Regions from separate parts of the Homo sapiens genome. Here all the other regions are linked to region 3. A link is an interaction called in ENCODE POLR2A ChIA-PET data of the cell type or tissue named here. Cell type or tissue: A673. All regions are shown on one strand. Region 1 overlaps SLX4 (SLX4 structure-specific endonuclease subunit). Region 2 overlaps CREBBP (CREB binding lysine acetyltransferase). Region 3 overlaps TRAP1 (TNF receptor associated protein 1).

Evidence for each region. ChIA-PET counts read pairs that join two places held together with the same protein. Peaks named below come from ENCODE experiments on the same cell type or tissue, not always from the same donor. Only the 100,000 strongest peaks of a DNase experiment are listed, where the experiment ranks them.
Region 1: POLR2A ChIA-PET joins it to region 3 with 8 read pairs; 4 of 35 experiments call an interaction of 5 or more read pairs at or near these places.
Region 2: POLR2A ChIA-PET joins it to region 3 with 6 read pairs; 2 of 35 experiments call an interaction of 5 or more read pairs at or near these places.

Annotation. Positions count from the first base shown.
Region 1 is chr16:3,599,724-3,607,723 of GRCh38, reverse strand. It overlaps SLX4 (SLX4 structure-specific endonuclease subunit), which reads left to right. Exons shown (of 15, transcript NM_032444.4): 3 at 1,026-1,250; 4 at 5,417-5,606; 5 at 6,533-6,745. Among named protein-coding and RNA genes, the nearest start is that of SLX4, 7.9 kb to the left of the region's middle. In A673, no CTCF peak of the experiment used is centred here; no DNase peak of the experiment used is centred here.
Region 2 is chr16:3,811,873-3,819,872 of GRCh38, reverse strand. All of the region lies in intron 2 of CREBBP (CREB binding lysine acetyltransferase), which reads left to right. Among named protein-coding and RNA genes, the nearest start is that of CREBBP, 65 kb to the left of the region's middle. In A673, no CTCF peak of the experiment used is centred here; no DNase peak of the experiment used is centred here.
Region 3 is chr16:3,693,271-3,701,270 of GRCh38, reverse strand. All of the region lies in intron 1 of TRAP1 (TNF receptor associated protein 1), which reads left to right. Among named protein-coding and RNA genes, the nearest start is that of TRAP1, 20 kb to the left of the region's middle. RefSeq lists an enhancer at 4,551-5,051. In A673, no CTCF peak of the experiment used is centred here; a DNase peak (open chromatin) is centred at 4,200; H3K27ac peaks cover 1,257 bases.

The sequences.
Region 1 (8,000 bases), 94 kb after region 3:
TTGTTATTGTTATTGATTTATTTACTTACTTAGTTTTTAGAGACAGGATCTTGGTCTCTCACCCAGGCTGGAGTGCAGTGGTGCTATCATAGCTTACTGCAGCCTTGACCTCCCAGGTTCAAGCAGTCCTCCCTGCCTCAGCCTCCCGAGTAGCTGGGACCACAGGCACCCACCACCGTGCCTGGATAATTTTTTAACTGTTTAAAGCAGTTTTCTTGCCCTGCTGCCCTTGGTATACTGAGCTATATGCTTACTACACATTCTTCATGCAAAACTGAAAACTACCCTTGCATATATAATACACCATGGGCTCTCTGAGCTCCTGAGTTCTGTTTCTAAATTTCCTTTGCCCTCACTTCCTGATCTTAATAACCTCTCAGTAGAGTGGTGGTAGAGTCTCAGGTCGCATAGACTACTGGAAGGCATCAGCAGTGTTGCCTCACCAACTTTACTGGTCTCTCGTGCTCTTTGCCAGTCGGATGAAATCTATGCATGGTTCCCCCAAAACACGTATCCATGCGCGTATCTGCAAAACTGGCACACAACTTCATGGGGTTCATGGATCCCCACTGAAGATCATCCGTGGATCCCAAGTTAAAGAAGAACTGATCTAGGACATAAACCTTTGTCATTAATATTTCTTTAATAATAGCTTTATTGGGGTATAATTGATATTCCATAAAATTCACCATTTAAAAGGGTATGGTTCAGTGGTTTTTAGTATATTCACAGACTTGTCCAACCACCACCACTACCTAACGTTAGAACAGTTTTATCATCCTAAAAATAAACCCCATGCTCATTAGCAGTCACATCCCATTCCCCTCCTGTTATTGATATTTATGTCTATATTGCCATAAACAAAGAGGTTACCAACAAGCAACCAGTCCTCTTCACATTTGTGAGTCAAACCTAAACTAGTTGATAAAGGACTCTTGAAACTTGCGTCTAACCTGTATCTGGTAGAAAAGTCTTTTATTTCTCCAGCTACAACAGATGGTTGTGAATATTTTCCTCCTTGCCAGAGAATGTGCCCAACAGCGACTCCCAGCCTCCTCCTTCCTGTTTGACAACAGCAGTGCCAAGTCCCTCCAAACCCCGCACAGCACAATTGGTCCTACAGCGAATGCAGCAGTTCAAGAGAGCAGACCCCGAGCGTTTGAGACACGCTTCAGAAGAGTGCTCCCTCGAGGCTGCGCGGGAAGAAAATGTCCCAAAGGATCCTCAAGAGGAGATGATGGCGGGGAATGGTATGATGAGTGTGTTTCTGTCTTCCACACAGAGATAAGTTAATACAACTCTGAGGAAGGGAGGCGGGAAGGAATCAGCATTTGTTGAGTTTCTTCTGTGGATAGGCTCTCTGCTTGATGTTTTACCTTTGCCACTTCACTGGATCCAGCCAGAGAATGAAGAGTCTCTGGGATCATTTCCCACCTAGCTTCCTTGATAAGGTACCGTTTTGTTTTTTTTTCTGAGACAGAGCCTTGCTCTGTCACCCAGGCTGGAGTGCAGTGACATGATCTCAGCTCACTGCAACCTCCGCCTCCCAGGTTCAAGCAATTATCTTGCCCCAGCCAGTGGGATTACAGACGTGTGCCACCACACCTGGCCAATTTTTGTATTTTTAGTAGAGACAGGGTTTCGCCAAGTTGGCCAGGCTGGTCTCGAACTCCTGACCTCAAGTGATCTGCCTACCTCAGCTCCCCAAAGTGCTGGGATTACAGGCGTGAACCATTGCACCTGGCCCTCTTCCTTTTTTTTTTTTTTTTTTTTTTTTGAGATGGAGTCTCGCTCCGTCACCCAGGCTGGAGTGCAGTGGCACGATATTAGCTCACTGCAAGCTCCACCTCCCAGGTTCACGCCATTCTCCTGCCTCAGCCTCCCGAGTAGCTGGGACTACAGGCTCCCACCACCACGCCTGGCTAATTTTTTGTATTTTTAGTAGAGACAAGGTTTCACCTTGTTAGCCAGGATGGTCTCGATCTCCTGACCTCGTGATCCACCCGCCTTGGCCTCCCAAAGTGCTGGGATTACAGGCGTGAGCCACTGTGCCTGGCCTCCTTTTTTTAAAAATTATGACTTTTTATTATGAAAGCTTTCCCTTTCAGTTTTTTCCTTTTAAAAAGATAACCCTCAGTATTCACAAAGAACTCTTCCTTTCAGAAAAGGTTTTTTTGTTGTTGTTGTTTTAATTACAATGAAGCCAGGCATGATGGCTCATGCCTATAATCCCAAAACTTTGGGAGGCCAAGGCAGGAGGACTACTTGAGGTCACAAGTTCGAGACCAGCCTGGACAACATAGTGAGACCCCCATCTCTACAAAAAAATTTTAGGGGCCAGGCGTGGTGGCTCACGCCTGTAATGCCAGCACTTTGGGAGGCCGAGGTGCGCAGATCACAAGGTCAGGAGATTGAGACCATCCTGGCTAACACAGTGAAACCCCATCTCTATGAAAAATACAAAAAATTAGCAAGGTATGGTGGTGGGTGCCTGTAGTCCCAGCTACTCGGGAGGCTGAGGCAGGAGAATGGCGTGAACCTGGGAGACAGAGCTTGCAGTGAGCCGAGATTGCACCACTGCACTCCAGCCTGGGCAACAGAGCAAGACTCTGACTCAAAAAAAAATTTTTTTTTAATTAGCTGGGCATGATGGTGCACAACTGTAGTCCCAGCTACTCGGGAGGCTGAGGTGGGAGGATTGCTTGAGCCCAGGACGTTGAGCTGCAGTGAGCTGTGATTGCATCATTGCACTCCAGGGCAACAGAGTGAGACCCTGTCTCAAAAAAAAAAAAAAAAAAATTACAATGAATCCCCTAATCCCCTATACCTCAATCTAGATTTAACAAATGTTAACATTTGGCCATTTGTTTATGTCTTTATAAATATACATTTTTTTTTTTTTTTGAGATGGAGTCTTGGTCTGTCTCCCAGGTTGGGGTGCAGTGGCGCAATCTCGGCTCACTGCAAACTCCACCTCCTGGGTTCAAGCCATTCTCCTGCCTCAGCTTCCAGGAAGCTGGGACTACAGGCATGCACCACCACGTCCAGCTAATTTTTGTATTTTTAGTAGAGTTGGGGTTTCACCATGCCGGCCAGGCTGTTCTGGAACTCCTGACCTTGTGATCTGTCCACCTCAGTCTCCCAAAGTGCTGGGATTACAGACGTGAGCCACCGTGCCTAGCCAAGCGTACATATTTTTCTTCCATATTATCTGAAGGTAAATTATAGACATTAGGATCCTTTACCCCTAGATTCTGCTGCATAACCACAATACCATTAGCACGCTTAATTCCATAATAGTGCCTGGCGTCCAGTTCAAACTCAAATTTCCCTGGTTGTCTCAAGGTTATTTTTTGTAGCTGGTTTCTTTTTTTTCTGAACAAGGATTCAGTAAGTTCACACACTGCATATTGCTGTAGCTCAGCAGTATCCTAAGGTCTAGATTCTAGAATAGTCCCCCATTTCCTTTTGTTTTCCATGACACTGACTTTTTTTTTTTTTTTTTTTGACAGAGGCTTGGCTAGAGTGCAGTGGCACAATCTCGGTTCACTGCAACCTCTGCCTCCCAGGTTCAAGCTATTCTCGTGCCTCGGCCTCCTGAGTAGCTGGGATTACAAGCACCCACCACCACACCCGGCTAATTTTTTTGTATTTTTACTAGAAATGGGGTTTCACCATGTTGCCCAGGCTGGTCTTGAACTCCTGAGCTCAGGGGATCTGCCCTCCTCAGCCTCCCAAAGTGCTAGGATTACAGGTGTGAACCACCACACCCAGCCCTATGACACTGAGTTTTTGAAGAGGCTAGGCTAATTGTATTATAAGATTTCCCACTTTCTGGATTTATTTCTTTATGGGATCGTTAACTCCTTCCTCTAACCATTGGGTTGCCCCACTCTGAGTAGATTAGAGGCTCATTGGCTGCAGGTGAGACAGGGTGGCGACAGTGCCCCATAGCTGCTGTGTACTTGGTGTGGCACCGGCCCAATAAGCGTAATAATGCCAGGTGCTCCTGTTCTCCATCCCCAAAACAATATGGATTCTCATCTCTGATGAAAATATACAAAAGGAAAAGAAATAGGAAGAAACCATTATCGGCAGACCTACAGCTAATAAGTATGCAGGATCTTGGCATTGCATTGCAGATTTCACTGCAGTAGCACGGAGGAGTCTCAGGCCACCCCAGGGTCCACAGCAGGCAGTGATTTGATGTCCTGCCGAGGCATCAGTCCTGGACGCACATGTGAGTTGCAGAGGAGGCACCCAGCTGGTGTGAGCTCCGCCCCTGCCCAGCATTTGACTCAGTTCTCTCTGTATCTTCACATCACACCCAGCAAGTGCTCAGAAAGAGATAAACCATTTGTTTGTTAAGAAACCAAACCAGGCTGGACGCGGTGGCTCACGCCTGTAATCCCAGCACTTTGGGGAGGCCAAGGCGGGCAGATCACCTGAGGTCAGGAATTCAGGACCACCCTGGCCAACATGGTGAAGCCCTGTCTCTACTAAAAATTAGCCAGGTGTGGTGGGCACCTGTAATCCCAGCTACTCAGGAGGCTGAGGCAGGAGAATCGCTTGGACCCGGGAGGCAGAGGTTGCAGTGAGCTGAGATCGCGTCGTTGCACTCCAGCCTGGCGACAGAGTGTGAGACTCCATCTCAAAAACAAACAAACAAACAAAACAGGGCACCAAAATGAAGGTGTGCTGTTTTGCTGGCCTCAGTGGCAGGCACTGGTAGGCCACAGCCATGAAGAACTTGGGGATTTATGAGGCGTTCAGGGCATATCCCTTGTGAGTGACAGGGGTCTGCTCCAGCAATATCAGATGGGCCACCCTGGGAGCCATCTCAAGACCAGAATCAGTCCATTCTTGAGTCTGATGCTAAGTAAGAGATGCTGCCTTTTAAACGCCAAAGGCATTTCACTCTGCCCTGGTTTTATCATGGGCAGTAAAAGGTCAGCAGGAAAGGGTGAGTTTTGAAGAGAACATCTAGCTTTGTTGGAATATGAGCCTTGTGAACTTGCAATGCCCGAGGTAGCCAACTTCAGCAGAAGTGGGAAAGTTTAGGTCCTTGCTACTCAGAGTGGTCCTGTGCTGCCAGCATCGCCAAGCCTGGAGGCTGCTAGAAATGCGGAGAGTCTCAGGCTGCACCTGGACCCCTTGAATTTGAATCTGAGTGTCGACAAGCTTCCCAGGTAATGCATATCCATGTTAAAGTTGGAGACGGCTGTTCCCGGAGTGCTGATTAGTGCCCAGTCTCACTGGACAGTGTCCAAGTCACCAGCCTGCAGAGTGGAGCTGGGTTCTGGTTTCTTTGCGTTCCACCTGCTCCCCATGGTCTGCAGGAGCTGACAGAGCAGAGGTCTGAGGGTGAGCTTGTCTTTGGAGTTTATTCTCACGGATCTTTGGTGCTTCTCCACAGTGTATGGGCTTGGGCCCCCTGCCCCAGAGAGCGACGCTGCGGTGGCCTTGACCCTGCAGCAGGAGTTTGCACGGGTAGGAGCATCGGCACATGATGATAGCCTGGAGGAAAAGGGTTTGTTCTTCTGCCAGATTTGTCAAAAGAACCTCTCAGCCATGAACGTGACCCGAAGGGAACAGCATGTGAACAGGTGGGGGCAGCTTGGGCCGTCGCCTCTCCCGTGTATGTGACCAGAATCCCCAAGCACCCCAGGGCTGGAGTGCGGATCTCCACACCTTACCATGACAACAGCACCTCAGCTTTGTTGTCAACCTACCCCTTTTTAAAAATAACTTCGTTGAGATACAATTCACAGAACATATAGTTCACCCATTTAAACTGAACAAATCACTACTTTTGGGATATTCACACAGTTGGGCAACTGTCACCACAATCACTTCTGGATTATTTTCATCACCCCCAAAAGAATCCCCACACCCATTGGCAGCCACTCCCTATTGCCCCTCTCTCCCCTGACAACCACTAATCAACATTCTGTCTGGATGGATTTGCCGATTCTGAAATTGCACAGTTGTCCTTTTGTGTCTGCCTTCTTTGACTTAATATGTTGTTTTTGAGGTTCATCCATGTTGTAGCATGGAGCAGGCTTCATTCCTTTTTATGGCTGAGCAGTATCTCATTGTATGGCTAGACTGTGTTTTTCCCATTCTTAGATGAGGAATATGACCATGGTTTATCCTTTCGTCCATTGGCGGACATTTGGAGCATTTCTACCCTTTGGGATTGTGGATAGAGCTGCCGTGAACATGGGTTTCATGTATTTGTTTGGGTACCTGCTTTCAGTTCTTTGGGGTCTCTACTTAGGAGTGGAATTTCTAAGTCATCATGTAACTGCATTTAATCTTTCCTTGCTTTCTTTAGCCAACTTTGCTGACAGATACCTAAGTGTAGTGTCTAGGGGCTGACTGCCGGGAGACGGAGCCAGGCTGTGTAGAGGGGATTGGCTTTGGGGAACTTGCTTTGACCACAGCACGTCTGTGTTGACCTGGACCCACATTTGCTCCAATCCACATTCCTGGGGAGGGTGGTTCTCCTGTATTGACTGTTTTCCTTCAGGTGCTTGGATGAAGCTGAAAAGACACTAAGACCTTCTGTGCCTCAGATCCCTGAGTGCCCGATTTGTGGGAAACCGTTTCTTACCTTAAAGAGCAGAACCAGTCACTTGAAGCAGTGTGCTGTGAAGATGGAGGTTGGCCCCCAGCTCCTGCTTCAGGCTGTGCGGCTGCAGACAGCACAGCCTGAGGGTAGCAGCAGCCCACCCATGTTCAGGTAAGTCGACGAAAAGGAAGAAAACCAAGCCAAATAATGCTGTGTGCACTCAGGGCTTTTTCTATTTAAAAAAGCTTTTTATGGGCTGGACGCAGTAGTTCACACCTGTAATCGCAGCACTTTGGGAGGCCAAGGTGGGCAGATCACCTTAGATCAGGAGTTCGATACCAGCCTGGCCGACATGGTACAATCTCGTCTCTACTAAAAATACAAAAATTAGCATGGTGGCACATGCCTGTAGTCCCAGCTACTTGGGAGGCTGAGGCAGGAGAATCACTTGAACCCAGAAGGTAGAGGTTGCAGTGAGCCAAGATCGTACCACTGCACTCCAGCCTGGACAGAGTGAGATCCTGTCTCCAAAAAAAAAAAAAAAAAAAAAAAAAAAAAGCTTTTTATAGTGTTGGAGGGAAAAAGAGCCCTCTTTGATTCTGGAAATGAAACACTTAGGGCGGAAATCGGGCACAGTCTAGAAGGGAGTGAGGAGGGGACAGAATCTGCATTCTGGAAGGCTCTGGACCTGCCCCTTTAGGGGGGTGCAGAAATGATCTTCGCACTGTTTTCCTCAAGGTCCTTCCTGAGTTTCCAATCCCATGATCCCACAGTCGGTACCCTCTAGTGCAGGGGTCCCCAACCCCCCAGCCTCGGACCAGTACCGGTCTGTGGCCTGTTAGGAACCTGGCCACACAGCAGGAGGTGAGCAGCGGGCAGGCAAGCTTTACTGCCTGAGCTCCGCCTCCTGTCAGATCAGTGGTGGCATTAGACTCACAGGAACACAAACCCTGTTGTGAGCCGCACATGCATGGAATCTAGGTTGAGCTCTCCTTATGAAAATCTAAAGCCTGATGATCTGAGGTGGAATGCTTTGATGCTGAAACCATTCCCCTACTCCTGTCCCATGGAAAAATTGTCTTCCATGAAACCAGTTCCTGGTACCAAAAAGGTTGGGGACTACTGCTTTACCACATCTAAGAATTTGGTAGTCACTTTACTCCATCCATTTCGTTGTTGGACAGCATGGTTTCCACCTCAGCACAGTCCAGTTTTCACACTGTTAACATAAGATTACTCAGCACAGTTCACAGATTTGGTGATTGGCCAGGCACGGTAGCTTACACCTGTAATCTCAATACTTTGGGAGGCCAGGGCGGAAGGATCACTTGAGCCCAGGAGTTCAAGGCCAGCCTGGACTACATAGCAAGACCCATCACTACAAAAAATTAAAAAATTAGCTGGCTGTGGTGCTGCACACCTGTAG
Region 2 (8,000 bases), 120 kb before region 3:
TTTTTCGTGGGAGTGTTCTTTCATGTTCAGTTCTTCTATGTTTTGGTTTAAATTTTAACCCAAGAATGTTAGGCTAGGGTATTTTAATCATATGTCATTATTGCTTATGATTTAAGTTTGAAATAAACACCCTGAGTTTATTGTTCTTAAAGCTAAAAAACAATGTAGAATGAAAACTGGAAACGCTTATGATTTACCAGGACAATTAGAAAATAATGGCCTTTTCAGAGTATTTCTACAAATAGCAAATGCACAAGATTGTTGTTGTCACAGTGTTTTTCTGAAAATGTCCCATAATCCAAATGCCAGTAATCCCAGCCGGCCTCTCCCTATCGTCCTACATGTTGGAACCACTCTCCACCATTACACGTTCTCTGTAAAGCATTCCTTTATTTCATTACTGTTTAAGCATGGTCAGGAAAGAAATCATATGTAGTGTAGAATGATTGCTCCCAAAGCTGTCTCTCACCTCCTCACCCCTAGTACTCACTGTCGCAGCTGCTCATCTTAGTGCTTCGCATATAGGAACTTGTTTAGTTCTCACGCAACCCTTAGAGGAGGTGCTGTGATCTCCATTTTACAGATGATAAAACCAAGGTGCAGAGAGGTTTAAGTAAATCCCTAGCAAGTGGTGGAGTCGCCATTCAGATATCCCCAGAGCCCACATAGTTGACCGCAATGGCATGTTGCCTCTATGGATGAAATTGTATTTGTGGCTGTGTTCCAATAAGAAAAATTTGGTTTTTTCAGAAAGAGGCATTGGGCTGCCTTTGGCCCACAGGCCGCACTTTGCCACCCTGTTTTCATAGACAGATCCTGTCTCTGTCCCGGCTACTGGCGTGAGGCCGGTGAACTTGAAGGAGACAGAGTTGCGTTAAGCGGGGAGGTGATGAGCCCCCGTGCAAGGGTGAAGCCTCTAGTGGGGGCTGTGGGGAGCGTCTGCTGAGTTCTCAGGCTGATTTAGTGTGTCCCTGCCCTTTCCGGGGGGCCCCTTCCTCACCTATAAAGTGGTAGGTTTTAGCTAGTCTTATTTCTCCACTTGTCTTTGCAAAGCTTATTACTGAACATCATATTTTGGTTCCTTTTTGTGTGTTTTTGACCAGCATCAGTGACACCCCCCAAAGCCCACTTCCTCTGAGTGGTCTGCTGTGTATTGTGGCTTGAGGCGTGTCTTGAGGTGTGAGGAAAACTGCTGAAGTAGTCAGCTGCTGCAAAAATGGACTTAGTGGGCTCCTCGGAACCACCTTAAGGCCAGGTGCGGTGGCTCACGCCTGTAATCCCAGCCCTTTGGGAGGCCAAGGCAGGCGGATCACTTGAGGTTAGGAGTTTGAGACCAGCCTGGCCAACGTGGTCTTTAGTAAAGATGGGGAAACCCCATCTCTACTAAAAATACAAAAATTAGCCAGGCGTGGTGGCACGCGCCTGTAGTCCCAGCTACTCAGGAGGCTGAGACGGGAGAATCGCTTGAACCAGGGAGGCAGAGGTTGCAGTGAGCTGGGACGGTGCCACTACACTCCAGCCTGGGCAACAAGAGTGAGACTCCATCTCAAAAAAAAAAAAAAAAAAAAAGAAAAGAAAACCTAAACATCAAACTCGGCACTTGTTGCACTGAGAGTTTCTGATGGCCTGGCCGACTCTAGGTCAAGTTCTGCGTCGCAGTGCCATTTCTGGCCGTCCTCCTCCCCGGCCCCCCATTGGTCACATGGTGGCCCCCTCAGGTGCATACTCATAAGTGGTTATGGTCAACCCCTTCTTGTGAGTGTGCACTTCAAAATGACGTTTGGAGATGAAAACTGGGGGAGTTTGTTTGTCGGAGTGGTTGTTCTTATGAGTGGTTGATGTCTCTGGAAGTGGACTATTTGCAAAGGCTCCCATACATGGCTCAGGGTTGTGTGAGATGAGGAACCAGCTTGCCCTTCCCTGAAAATGAGGGGCATGGAGGAAGTTTCCTTCCTCCAAGGACAGGTATTCTTAATCTTTAGGAGATCTTAGAGTGACCCTCAGAAATGAACATCACACAAAATTGTGAACTGGTGCCCACCCAAATGCTCCCTCCCCTGCCCCCATGGACTGCCTGGCCCATTGCCTCCCCCCAGTGGAGTTTGGCCTGCAAAGAACGTGTTTCTCTGACCTTTTCGACAGAAGAGCCAGAAAATGGATGCTTGGCTTGCTACTATTGTAGAAACCTGTTCTGGGGAAATACTTCTATTTTGATGATTTCTTCTATAACCTTTCAGTCTAAACCCCTTTTCAATATCAGGAGTTTTTCTGATGATATTGAAGGACTTGACTTGACTTTTCTCTCTCCTTAAACCCTTAATTAGTTTTTGGATTTCCATTTACTAACTTTTTTACGAGACTAGATCTCACTTGAGAGAAGGGGGAGTTAGGTGAGTAGTAGAGAGATTCTCCTGGTTAGTGAGTGGAGAGAATCTTTCTGGTCTTTCTGAGCCTGGAGCTTGTTTTCTTACTAATGTTTTGATAGCTGTCATATCATTACAAGTAGAAAATGATAGTATTTGTCCCACACACTGAGGTAAACAGAGGAGGCTGTTGGCAGCCAGAAGTGACCATGGAGGCTGATGGGTCAGTAATTCTGTGTGCAAGTGGAAAGCTCTGGGTAAGGGCATGAGTGGGGCCTTGTACCAAAGTCAGGGTTTTCCTGGCCCAAAGATGTAGCACAGAGGACCCATTTTATAGCCAGACTGGACTTGTGTATCTGCTGTGATCACACACACCCGTTTCACCATTCTGAAAACCAACTCCGAAGGCCTGTTCTCGTTCTGCCCGACTTTTCAGCATGGGAAAGTAGCTGTCCACTCCTGTCCACTCCAACTGGTAGCTGAGATCCTTGTTTGGAAGTTTTGAAGATAGAAAGGGCACTGTTCCTGCTGCCTCTTCCGATGCCCCCTCCAGCCATTGCTGACCCTCTTTGTGCCTTGACTTTGGTCACTTGTTCGTGGTTCTTTGACCACCTCCTTCCTGGCTCTATTCCTAGGGGCTGCGTGGCATGGTGGTGCTTTGGCGTGTTCATTCATTTGGGTCCTTCCGCTGCATCCCTGGTATGTTGCAGGGGATGCAGAGAATGTTCCAGGAAGGTGAGAAGTTTTATCCTAGTTTTGTGACCAAAACAGGTTCAGGATAGATTATTACAAACATTTATGTGACAGATAATCCTCTAGAGCCGTGTGGTACTTTGTACTTTCCGTGGTACCCATGTCTGCTGGAGTAGATGGACAGTCACAGTCTGCCTTTTCCCTCCTCTTTGTTGATCATGGTCACTCACCTACTTGCCAGACAGTTCAGACCCGCAGCCACAGGATTTAATGGATGGGCTAGGCTCAGCACCAGGATTTGCTGCAGGTGCCTCTTTGTATTGTTCTTGGGTTTTGAGCTGAACTTAAAGAGGAATTTCCTCATCAGAGCTCACACTGCAGTCATGTTAAGGCTAATCCAGTTTCACCCCCATTCTTTCTTGGGGGCAGTGGTTGGAGTTGGGGAAACCTCAGGATCTGGCTTCAATATTTTTCTTATCATACACAGGGACTATGCATTACATATTTTTACTCTCTGAGTGAAGTGATAGAAAACAGAAGTAGGTTCTCAAACAGTTAATTGATTGATACGCTTGGTCACAATGCTTTTTAATGGGAAACCTGGGAGAGCTGTGAGGCATTGTTTAATTTAGTTTCATTATGGAAGCTCTTGTTCTTTTTTTGGGTACTTACTATAGTTAACTTTTCCTATTTTCTGAGATTAAACTTGAATTAAATGCTTAAAGGAGTTCTGTTAGGAAGAACAGAGTAAAAGAAACTTCTAATATGTATGGGCTGTTGTTGAATGAGGCAGAATATAAATACTTTATGGGTTTTAATTTGTTAATATATAAATTTTACTATTAACTGAACAGTTGCCTATTCTCTGTTCTGCTTTTTTAATTTTATTTAAAAGAGTGTATGGAATACAAAAAAAAAGAATGAATAAGACTTTGTATTTGCTAGCACAACAGGGTGACTATTCAAAAATAATTTAATTCTACATTTTTAAATAACTGAAAGACTGTAATTGGATTGTTTATAACACAAAGGATAAATGCTTGAGGTGACGGACACCCCATTTAACCTGGGTGTGATTATTACACAGTGCATGCCTGTAAAAAAAACTCATGTAACCCATAAATATATATACCTACTATGTACCTCCCAAAATTAAAAATGAAAAAACTTTTTAAAAGATTATATAGAGGTTCTCTAGCAGCATTAAACCAAATCCTGATGAACCTCCATTGAAAATAAAGCCAGCTTTACAAAAAAAAAAAAAAATTTTTTTTTTTTTTTTTTTTGAGATGGAGTCTCCCCTCTGTCATCCAGGCTGGAGTGCAGTGGCAAGATCTCAGCTCACTGCATTTTCTGCCTCCCGGGTTCAAGCAGTTTATTCTGGCTCATCGTGGGATTATACGCACGCACCACCATGCCTAGCTAATTTTTGTATTTTTAGTAGAGATGGAGTTTCACCATGTTGGCCAGGCTGGTCTCGAACTGCTGACCTTAAGTGATCCGCCTGCCTTAGCCTCCCAAAGTGCTGGAATTACAGGCATGAGCACCCAGCCTACCAAACTATTATCAAGTACCTGTTGGGACGTTTAAAGAAATGTAGATTTTCATTAATTAGCGTTAGACATCTTGATTTTAGTATTTCATTTTGGGCATTGGTCCTAAGAAGTATATGTTAGCCTAGGGTGGGGGACCACAGTGCTCAGTTTGATTAATGGAGAATAGATATATACTAGGAATTCAGAAATCTAGAATCTCTAGAAGCAAATGGTTTTTATTCATAACTGCAGGCTAGGACCAGTGCATGGCTCTTGAGTTCTGCCAGGAGGTGGTTTGGCACCAGGAGGTAGCCTTGCCTGGGCAATGAGCAGTGATACCCTGTGAGAGAGCTGACCTCTTTAGCCTGGTTATTAACTTTCTCTGATAAGGAGAGGCTGGGGCTGGCCCTGGTGCCAGAGATTTGAACCCTAACCTCCTGCATGTAGCCTGGGTTTTGTTTTTATCATAGGCTAAAGACGGGAATTTTTTCCCCTATTTTTGAGAATTGTGTAGATCCCTATGAGCTGGACGTTCCTTACATACCGTTCATGATCTTTGACTTGCCATCTTTTTTACCTTGTGAGAATCAAGGTAAAAACTTGTTGAGACTGTTTCCTTCACTCTCTTATCTGATGGCCAAGAAGAAAAGGTACAAACACGTTTTTGATGAAATCTGTCAGAGCGCTTCCAAACACTGGGTTACCCTTTGAAATTGACCAGTTATGGCCAGGCGTGGTGGCTTATACCTGTAATCCCAACACCTGGGGAGGCTTGAGGTGTATGGATCACTTGAGGCCAGGAGTTTGAGGCCAGCGTGGCCAACATGGTAAAACCCTGTCTCTACTAAAAAATACAAAAATTTGCTGGGTGTGGTGGTGCATGCCTGTGAACTCAACTACTTGGGAGGCTGAGACACGAGAATTGCTTGAATCTGGGAGGCGGAGGTTGCAGGGAGCTGAAATCATGCCACTGCATTCCAGCCTAGGCAACAGAACGAGACTCTGTCTCAAACACACACACACACACACACACACACACACACACACACACACACACACACACACAGAACGAGACTCTGTCTCAAACACACACACACACACACACACACACACACACTAAACAACATTGACCAGTTAGAAAAGGGCCCCAGGCCAGGCAAGTATTACCCATCTGATCACACACTCATACTCACCCTGGCAGGGCTATCTTAGGAAAATTGTCAAAATATCTGGGAAGTTTTGGAAATAAACTTTCTGAAGCAAGTCAGGTGAACTTTGAGGTCCACAGAGCACACTGGCCTCTTGGTACTTAGGTCCCCTCTTCTCTGGAGCCAGGGTGCCTGGGCATTTGGTGTGGAAGGAAGATGGTTACCTGTTCCCTTCCCCACCCCTTCAGCTGTCACCCACTTTGGTTTGTCAATGCTGGGCCTAATTAATTAGAAACTTCCAAAAGACGTTGATTTTTTGTTTGTTTGTTTGTCAAATTGGTTGACATAAGGTGTGAGCTCCGTGACAAGTGGGAAATGCATCTACGCAGCCTCAGAACTGGGCTTGGCTCATACCAGGCACTTGGTGAATACCAGTTGACTTCGAGGATGAATTGATCGAGGGAAAATGAGTGTGGGTGTTCTGTCATATTTTGTCCGAAGTCAGAAATTTAGGAACTGGGGGAAAAAAAACTATATTTTTTGTTGTTGTTCGTGTTGTTGTATTCAAATTCTAGGCTTCTAAGAACAATGTTTCAGCGGTTTGGTTATATGTAATAAGACAAATTCTGAGAGTAGTAAGTGTTCCATGGAATTAATTTAGTATAGTGGTTTCTGAAAATATAAATTCCTGCTTCAATTAAGTTTCAGATGACAGTTGAAGGAAGCTTCTTGCAAATCAGAAATGTGCTTAATATTTATCGAGCTACCATCTTGCCTAGATTAAGTCATTTGAACTCGAAATTGAGTCTGGTTTGTGGACTTGCAGAAGAATTAGTGTCTCAGTTCACTTAAGTAGAGCACCTAGTGGTGACAAGAATGTGATTGCTTTCCAAAAGGTGAGAAATGTCACCTAGGAGGACTACATGGGGAAGGAAATCACCTGCGTATGAAATGCACAGAGCTAGAACTTTCTGGTTATACTCCTTTGGTTTTTATTTGTGTTTCTGTACAGGCATTTCAGCAGAAAGGGCCAGTTGTGTTGAGTGTTGATTTGTTTGTAGCCTAGACTTTTAGAGCTGAAAGAAATAATACGATCCATCTTGTTCAAGACACTCATCTTACAGGCGAGGAGTTTGAAGTCCATAGAAGGAATGTTAAGTTACCCAGAGTGGACATGCTGGCGTGGCAGTCACCAGGTGAGGCTGATGGAGAGAACTGAGCTATGATTTCTTAACTGGAAACTCACCCCTGGGAGGTTTTCCCTATGCGGGGACCTTCCCAGTCCATCAAACTGACCACTACTCCAGAAATACAGAACACACAATAGACAGAAGGTGGAATATTAGAGCTTTGCAAAAAAGCAAAGACAGGCAGCCCAAGCATCCAGTTTCTTAATTAGTCGTTGTTTCTCCACAGGGAGAAAGATAAGCACTGGGATATTGCCATGGCAATTCCTGAATTGACCTGTGGAGGCTGGAGCTGGGGGTCATCAGGGAACTTGGCCCACATCTGTTGATGGAAGGAATTCCAGTTGGTTGCAGGCCCTCACGGAAGCATAGCTGAGGGTTCCTCTTTCCCATTCCTGCCTTTATCTAGTATATATTTGATTTCAGTGCACTTTAATTTTATAAAAAACTTTATTATGGAAAATTTTAGGCCGGGCGCAGTGGCTCACACCTGTAATCCCAGTACATTGGGAGGCCAAGGTGGGCGGATCACCTGAGGTCAGGAGTTCAAGACCAGCTTGGCCAACATGATGAAACTTTGTCTCTACTAAAAATACAAAAATTAGCTGGGTGTGATGGCACGAGCCCATAATCCCAGCTACTCAGGAGGCTGAGGCAGGAGAATTGCTTGAACCTGGGAGAGGGAGGTTTCAGTGAGCCGAGATCACGCCACTGCACTCCAGCCTGGGTGACAGAGTGACACACTCTCAAAAAATATAAATAAATACATAAATTTTACACCTGTACAGTGGTAGAGAGGATACTATAACCTCTCTGTACCCATCGCCTACTGCTTGGTTAGTGATTATCAGTACCTTACCAGGCTCTCTCCATCTATGCCCTTTTCCTGCCACCTCCTCCTGCCCAGTGGATTAGAGGTGACCCTTAAGCAACTCAGGGGTTAAGGGTGCTGACCCTGCCAGTCGAAAATCTGCTTGTAACCTTTTGACTCCATAAAAGTTTAACTACTACTAATCCCCTGCTGTTGATCAGAAGCCTTACCAATAGCATACACATTTGCTTAACACAAATTTC
Region 3 (8,000 bases):
CAAATACACACTTGTGATTACATTTTCCTGATGAATTGTTTGTTGTAGTATTCTGAAATATCCTTCTTTTTTCCTAATAATATTTTTTATTTTGAAATGTATTTTACTTGATATTAATAGAGCCACTCCAGCTTTCTTAAACACACTTTTTGGATGGTATGTATTTTTCCATTCATTTGTCTTAAGTGTATCTTTTTCTTTATGTTTAAAGTGTCTTGTAGATAGCATGTAATTAGGTCTTCCTTTACCAATTCTGACAATCCTTGCCTTATAATTAGAGTTCAGTCTGTTAATGTAAGAGTAAATATCGATGTGGCTGGATTTATTGCTACCATTTTATTATTTGCCTTTTATTTGTCCTTTTGGATTTTTTCCCTGTTTTTCCTTTCCTTATCAATGAAATGTATTTGAGATTTCCATTGTGGTTTATCTAATGCTTTTTAAAGCTATTCTTCTTTGAATTATTATTTTAGTGGTTACTCTGGTGTTTGAAATATGCACCCTTGGCCAGGTGCGGTGGCTCACTTCTGTAATCCCACCACTTTGGGAGGCTGAGGCAGGAGGATCCCTTGAGCCCCAGAGTTTGAGACCAGCCTGGGCAACATGGAGAAACCCCATCTCTACTAAAAATATAAAAATTAGCCTGGCGTGGTGATGTGCATCTGTAGTCCCAGCTACTCGGGCGGCTGAGGCCCGAGAATGGCTTGAACTGGGAGGCGGAGTTTGCAGTGAGCCGAGATTGTGCCAGTGCACTCCAGCCTGGGCAACAGAGTGAGACTGCATCTCAAACAAACAAACAAAAAAGTCTGGGCGTGGTGGCTCACACCTGTAATCCTAGCACTTTGGGAGGCCGATGTGGGCGGATCACCTGAGGTCAGGAGTTAGAGAGCAGCCTGACCAACATGGAGAAACCCCGTCTCTACAAAAAATGCAAAATTAGCCAGGCGTGGTGGCACATGCCTGTAATCTCAGCTACTCGGGAGGCTGAGGCAGGAGAATCGCTTGAACCCGGGAGGAGGAGGATGGGGTGAGCTGAGATCGCGCCATTGCACTCCAGCCTGGGCAACAAGAGGGAAACTCCATCTCAAAAAAAAAAGTTTGTAAAGAGTAGCTTTTGTGATAGATACTTTGGCATACCAAGAAATATGGATGTTCCTGTCTTCAAAGAGTGTTACTGAGAAATACAAGCTTTTTCCTGCCCTAATTTGGTGAGATAAATTATACATTAACCAAAAAATTAACAGTGGGAAATGTCATATGCTGGCATATAGCAGCAGTTTCAAATGAGCAGCACAGGCTGGGCGTGGTGGCTCAGACCTGTAATCCCAGCAGCTTTGGGAGGCTAAGGTAGGAAGATTGCTTGAGACCAGGAGCTTAAGACCAGCCTGGTCAACATGGAAACACCCTATCTCTAGGAAAAAAAAAAAAAAAAGAATTTAGTCCTGTGTGATGGTGCTTACCTGCAGTCCCAGCTGTTCAGGAGAGTAAAGCAGGAAGGTCCCTTGAGCCCAGGAGTTCAAGACTGCAGTGAGCCATGACTGTACCACTGCACTCCAGCCTGGGTGACAGAGCAATCTCTTTTCTAAGAAAGAAAGAAATAGTAAATACATGAATAAATCTTTTTTTTTTTTTTTTTTTTTTGAGACGGAGTTTCACTCTTGTCACCCAGGCTGCTGGAGTGCAATGGCACAATCTCGGCTCACCGCAACCTCTGCCTCGTGGGTTCAAGTGATTCTCCTGCCTCAGCCTCCCGAGTAGCGGGGATTACAGGCACCCAGTGCTAATTTTGTATTTTTAGTAGAGATGGGGTTTCACCCTGTTGGTCACGCTGGTCTTGAACTCCTGACCTCAGGTGATCCACCCGCCTCGGCCTCCCAAAGTGCTGGGATTATGGTGTGAGCCACTGCGCCTGGCCAGTATAAAATTTTTTTAAATGGGCAGCATAAAAAGTTAAGTGCAGTGAACTCATAGGAAGAGATTATTGTGAACTGCTGGGGCCAGGGAGGCCTGAATGGGAGAGAGGGCCTGCAGCCAGGCCCTGCAGCAACTCGGATGGGAAGGAGTCCCAGCTACTGAGACTGCAGCTGCAGAGTGGAGGAGCTGCATGGGCACTGGCAGTAGTGGGTAGGGATGTGGGGGGTGGAAGGGGAGGGGTGTGTGGTGTCACATTCAAACTATCAGTGCTTCCCATTTTGTGCGACCCCAAACCACCAGATAGTTTAACAGTAAGATCTTGTAGCCTGACATTGAGGTTTGTGGTTTTTCCTTTAGGGTGTAGGAGAAACACAAAGACGGAAATTGTACAGCTAGCGTGTTTGGTATCTGGTTCAGGCAGATTTATTCCTCTAATGGTTTATTTTTTTTTTAATTTTTAATTTTTTTTTTGAGACAGGGCCTGGCTGCATCTCCCACCCTGAAATGCAGTGGCGTGATCTTGGCTCACTGCAACCTCTGCCTTGCAGGCTCAAGTGATCCTCCCAAGTAGCTGAGACTACAGGCATGCACCACCACACCTGGCTGTTTTTTTGTAGAGATGGGGTTTTGCCATGTTACCCAGGCTAATTTCAAACTCCTGAGCTGAAGCGACCCCCCGGCCTTGGCCTCCCAAAGTGCTGGGATTACAGGCATGAGCCACTGCACCTGAGTTAGTGATTAAAAGTTGTTGTAGAAGCCGGGCGCGGTGGCTCACGCCTGTAATCCCAGCACTTTGGGAGGCTGAGGCGGGCAGATCACGAGGTCAGGAGATCAAGACCATCCTGGCTAACACGGTGAAACCCCATCTCTACTAAAAATACAAAAAATTAGCCGGGCATGGTGGCGGGCGCCTGTAGTCTTGGGAGGCTGAGGCAGGAGAATGGCATGAATCCGGGAGGCGGAGCTTGCAGTGAGCCGAGATGGCGCCCTGCACTGCAGCCTGGGCAACAGAGTGAGACTCTAAAAAAAAAAAAAAAAGTTGTTGTGGAAAGTTTACATAACCTGAAATCAAATCTGCTTTTAAGAATGCTGTCAATTCAATTAATGTAATCTTGGCGTTATGATACTAAGTCTTGCAATTCTGGCTGGAAATATAGATTTCTTATTTTTTTCTTTTTCCCAATTGTGAGGACTTCTATATACTCCTCCCATAATGAATATTATATTAAATCCTTTCAAAAATATAGGCTGGGTGTAGTGGTTTGTGCCTGTAATCCCAGCACTTTGGGAGACTGAGGCAGACGGATCACGAGGTCAGGAGTTCGAGACCATCCTGGCCAACATGGTGAAACCCTGTCTCTACTTAAAAAAGAAAAACAAAAAAACAAAAAAACACAAAAGTTAGCCGGGCATGGTGGTGCACACCTGCAATCCCAGCTACTTGGGAGGCTGAGGCAGGAGAATTGCTTGAACCTGGGAGGCAGAGGTTGCAGTGAGCCGAGATCACGCCATTTCACTCCAGCTCTGGGCAACAGAGCAAGACCTTCTCGAGGAAAAAAAAAAAAAATTCTGCATATTAATTGGGGAAAAACCAAAAAGACTAGAAAAATGAAACATGGGGAAATCATGTTTAATCTTAGAGTGAGGAAGGCTTTTACAACCAAAAGACTAATTTCCTTTTTTTTTTTTTTTTGAGACAGAGTCTTGCTCTGTTGCCCAGGGTGGAGTGCAGTGGCGCCATCTCAGCTCGCTGCAAACTCCGTCTCCCGGGTTCATGCCATTCTCCTGCCTCAGCCTCCCAAGTAGCTGGGACTACAGGCGCCCACCACTACGCCTGGCTAATTTTTTGTATTTTTAGTAGAGACGGGGTTTCACCGTGTTAGCCAGGATGGTCTCAATCTCCTGACCTCGTGATCCTCCCGCCTCGGCCTCCCAAAGTGCTGGGATTACAGGTGTGAGCCACCGCTCCTGGCGACTAATTTCCTTAATATATAAAAAGCTCTTACAAATCAATAAGAAGAAGATTTAAAATGTAGTAGAAAAATTATCAGAGGATACCAACAGTCCCTTAACAAAAAAGGAAATAGGAAATATTTAAAAATACGGGACAGTGCTCAGTTTTGCTTATAATAAGAGAAATGTAAGTGAAAACTGCAGTGAAAATTTTATCTGACCAATAGGCAAAGATCCAAGAGTTTCATCTCAACACTGACTTGGCAGGAATGTAGGATGATATGCACTTTAGTACATTGCTGTGGGAACGTAAACTGATAGGATCTCTGTGGAGTGTGACTTGGCAGTATCTACCACTGCTTCAAATACATAACCTTAGGCTGGGCGTGGTGTCTTACGGCTCTAATCCCAGCGCTTGGGAGGCAGAGGCCGGGGGATCACTTGAGCTCAGGAGTTTGAGACCAGCCTGGGCAACATGGTGAATCCCTGTCTCTACAGAAAACACAAAAATTAGCCGGGTATGGTGGCATGAGCCTGTAGTCTCAGCTACTCGGAAGGTTGAGGTGGGAGGATCACTTGAATCCGGAGGGTTGAGGCTGCTGTGAGCCAAGATCACTCTACTGCACTTCAGCCTGGGCGACAGAGTGAGACCCAGTCAAAAAAAAAAAGAAAAAAAAAATTAGCTAGGAGTGGTAATACACGGCCTATAGTCCCAGCTACTCAGGAGGCTGAGGTGGGAGGATCACCTGAGCCCGGGAAGGTCGAGGCTGCAGTGAGCTGTGATTGTGCCATTGTGATCCAGCCTGGGCAACAGAGTGAGACCCTGTCTCAAAATAGTAGTAACTTACACCAGCCAGTTATTGCTGTGGTGTTTCCTGATGGTGTGCTTTCTGTTTTCTGCCATTCCTTGTGTTTATTCATTGGAATTCTGCTGTGATGAAGAGCTGCTGCTCCTCCTCTGTTTAAGTGTGCACCGATGTTTGCTTGATTTGCCGGGTCACAGCTTACAATCCATTATTGTCGTTCGTTATTTTGCCGCACAGATTGTCCTAGATTCTGCCACTGGGAGCCCTTCTGGCTGGGCTGTGTGTTCTCCTGACACACCCCGTCCTTTCTCGTCCTTCTGCACACCACTGGGTGTCCTAGGCTCCTCTGTGTGCTCCGCAGGGATCTCTGGTTCCTGTTTTTGGAGAGAGGTATTCACAAACCAAGATCTGGCTGCCAGGTAGGGTGACCAGCCGTCCTAGTTTGCCAGGACAAAGGCTTTCCCTGGGACGTGGGACTTTAGAGTGCTGAAACTGGAACAGCTTTTGGACTTTGCTCTCTGTAGCCTAAGTGGGGGGTCATCGCGCCTGGGCCCTGTCACGCGTCAGTGGACAGAGCTGGGAAATGTGTGTGTGTAAATGTTCCGGTATTGATTTCTGCATCCAGTCTGTACACATGGCAAAGGTTGTGAGCCTGTACTGATGCCTGTACCTCCAGTGCCGCCCCGCAGGGTTTATTCCTGCCCCTTCCTTATCAGTGACTTTTCTTCAACTGTGAGGACCCCAACTCAGTAGCCACAATCAGCTTTTCCGCTTGATCTTGGCACATGCGTAAATCGGGCTCAGACCTGCTGACTCCGCAGGGGACACATCTCCTGCCCGAGCCTGGTGATGGTGTGCTGTCCTCTGAGGTTAGTTTTACAGTAACAGTCAAAGTGCTATTTTCTGAAGTCTCTTAGGTTAGTTCTTCTTTCAGAGTGGTGATGTCATCGTCACAGCTCTGCATATTTGCTGTTTGTATTTCATTTTGTGTTCATGTGCGCCCTGTTTTGTTTTCACGGTTTCTTTTTCTTTTTCTTTTTCTTTTCTTTTTTTTTTTTTTTCGAGACAGAGTCTCACTCTGTCGCCAAGTCTGGAGTACAGTGGTGCGACCTCGGCTCACTGCAACCTCCACCTCCTGTGTTCGAGCAGTCCTTCCACCTCGGCCTCCCGAGTAGCTGATAACTAGAAGTGCGCCACCACGTCTGGCTAAGTAATGGTTTGTTTTTTGAGTATGAGAAACCTGACCATGGTTCTAAGAGAGACATACGAAAAGATGTATGTGGAAGTGTCATGTTCCCTCAGCTCTGCCAGCCCTCTCCCCTTCCCGCTTTCTTTGCATTCTCTGTACATATGCTGGTTGGGGGTTGAATTGTGTCTCCCCACGAAAGATGTTGAAGTCCCAGCTCTCAGTACCTGTGAATGTGACCATATTTGGAAATAGGGTCTTTGCAGGTGATCAAGTTAAGATGAGTTCACTTGGGTGGGCCCTAATCCAGTATGACTGTGTCCTTATAAAATGGGGACATTTGAACAGACAGACATGTGTAGAGGGAGAAGGGCAGACGTCCTGAAGGGAAGACACAGGGAGAAGATGACCACCCACAAGCCAAGCAACGCCAGAGGCTGCAGAGGCTGGAAGAGGCGCAAACAGACCCTCCCTCCCAGCCTCAGGAGGAACCAGCCCTAGTGGCACCTTGATCTTGGACTTCTTGCTTCCAGGACTGTGAGAGAATAAGTGTCTGTTACTGTAAGCTACCGGGTTTGTGCCACGGGGAGTTTAATACACACCTCCTGTAGGTAACCAAGCTGTGGGGTTTGAAGGCCGGGTACAGTGGCTCATACCTGTCATCCTAGTGCTTTAAGAGGCCAAAGTGGGAGGATTACTTGAGTCCAGGAGTTCAAGACCAGGCTGGGCAACAAAGAGAAACCTTGTCTCTATTTTTATTCTTTTTTAAAAAGAGGCCAGGTATGGTGGCTCACGTCTGTAATCCCAGCACTTTGGGAGGCCAAGGTGGGCAGATCACTTGAGGTCAGGAGTTGGAGACCAGCCTGGCCAACATGGTGAAACCATGTCTCTTTTAAAAATAAAAGCCAGGCATGGTGGTGCGTGCCTGTAATCCCAGCTACTAGGGAGGCTGAGGCAGGAGAATCGCCTGAACCCAGGAGGCAGAGGTTGCAGTGAGCTGAGATCATGCCCCTGCACTCCAGCCTGGATGACAGAGCGAGACTCTGTCTCAAAAAAAAAAAGAGAAAGATACGTTCGCGTCCTCATCCCTGGTACTTGTGAGTGTGAGCTTATTTGGGTCATTTCAGATGTATCAGGTTGTGATGAGGTCACACTGCATGGGGGTGGGGCCTAACTCCAGTATTCCTGGTATCCGTATAAGAAGAGGGAAATCTGGACACAGCCAGGACTCACATAGAGAAGAGCTTGCCATGTGACAAGAGACAGAGCCTGGAGGGTCTGCAAAGCATGAAACACCAAGGATGCCGGCTACTGCCAGAAGCTGGGGAGAGGTGCGGGATGGACTCTCCCTCGGCACCTCCAGTGGGAAGCACCGCTGCCCAGAACCTGGGACCTTTTTTTTTTTTTTTTTGAGACAGAGTCTCGCTGTCTCACCCAGCCTGAAGTGCAGAAGTGCGGTAGTGTGATCTTGGCTCACTACAGCCTCAACATCCTGGGCTCAAGTGATCTTCCCACCTCAGCCTCACAAGTAGCTGGGACTACAGGTGCACACCACTACACCTGGCTAGTTTTTGTGTTTTTTGCAGAGATGGAGTCTCACTTTCTTGCCCAGGCTGGTCTTAAACCCCTGGGCTCAAGCGATTCTCCTGCCTTGGCCTCCCAAAGTGCTGGGATTACAGGTGTGAGGTTGTGTGCCTGGCTCAGAACTGTGGACCTTTTTGAAACTGCCTAGTTTGTGGTGCTGTGTTTCAGTAGTCCTAGGAAACAAAATACACAGTCACATCAGTTTCTGGTTTATCCTTTTTGTGTTTCTTTTACACAAATGGTGAGAAACACTGATATGCTCTGTGGGCAGGTGTTGGCACTTGGACACTTCCCTCCTGTGCCCCCAGGGCTGGCTGTGCTTTGGAAGGAGGCACAGAGACTTCAGCACCCTGGTTTGATGTAGACTGTTCGCGAACTCCTCTAATGCCAAATACCATTTAATTCCAGAAGAAATGTCCCGGGATTTTTTTTTTTTTTTTAACTGTACGAATAAAGTGAACAATGCAATTACATGGGCCCAAATAACTGGATGTTTACATGGTTTGGAATTTGAATACTTTCTGAATTGTGGTAGATGTTTTTAAGGTATCTGCATA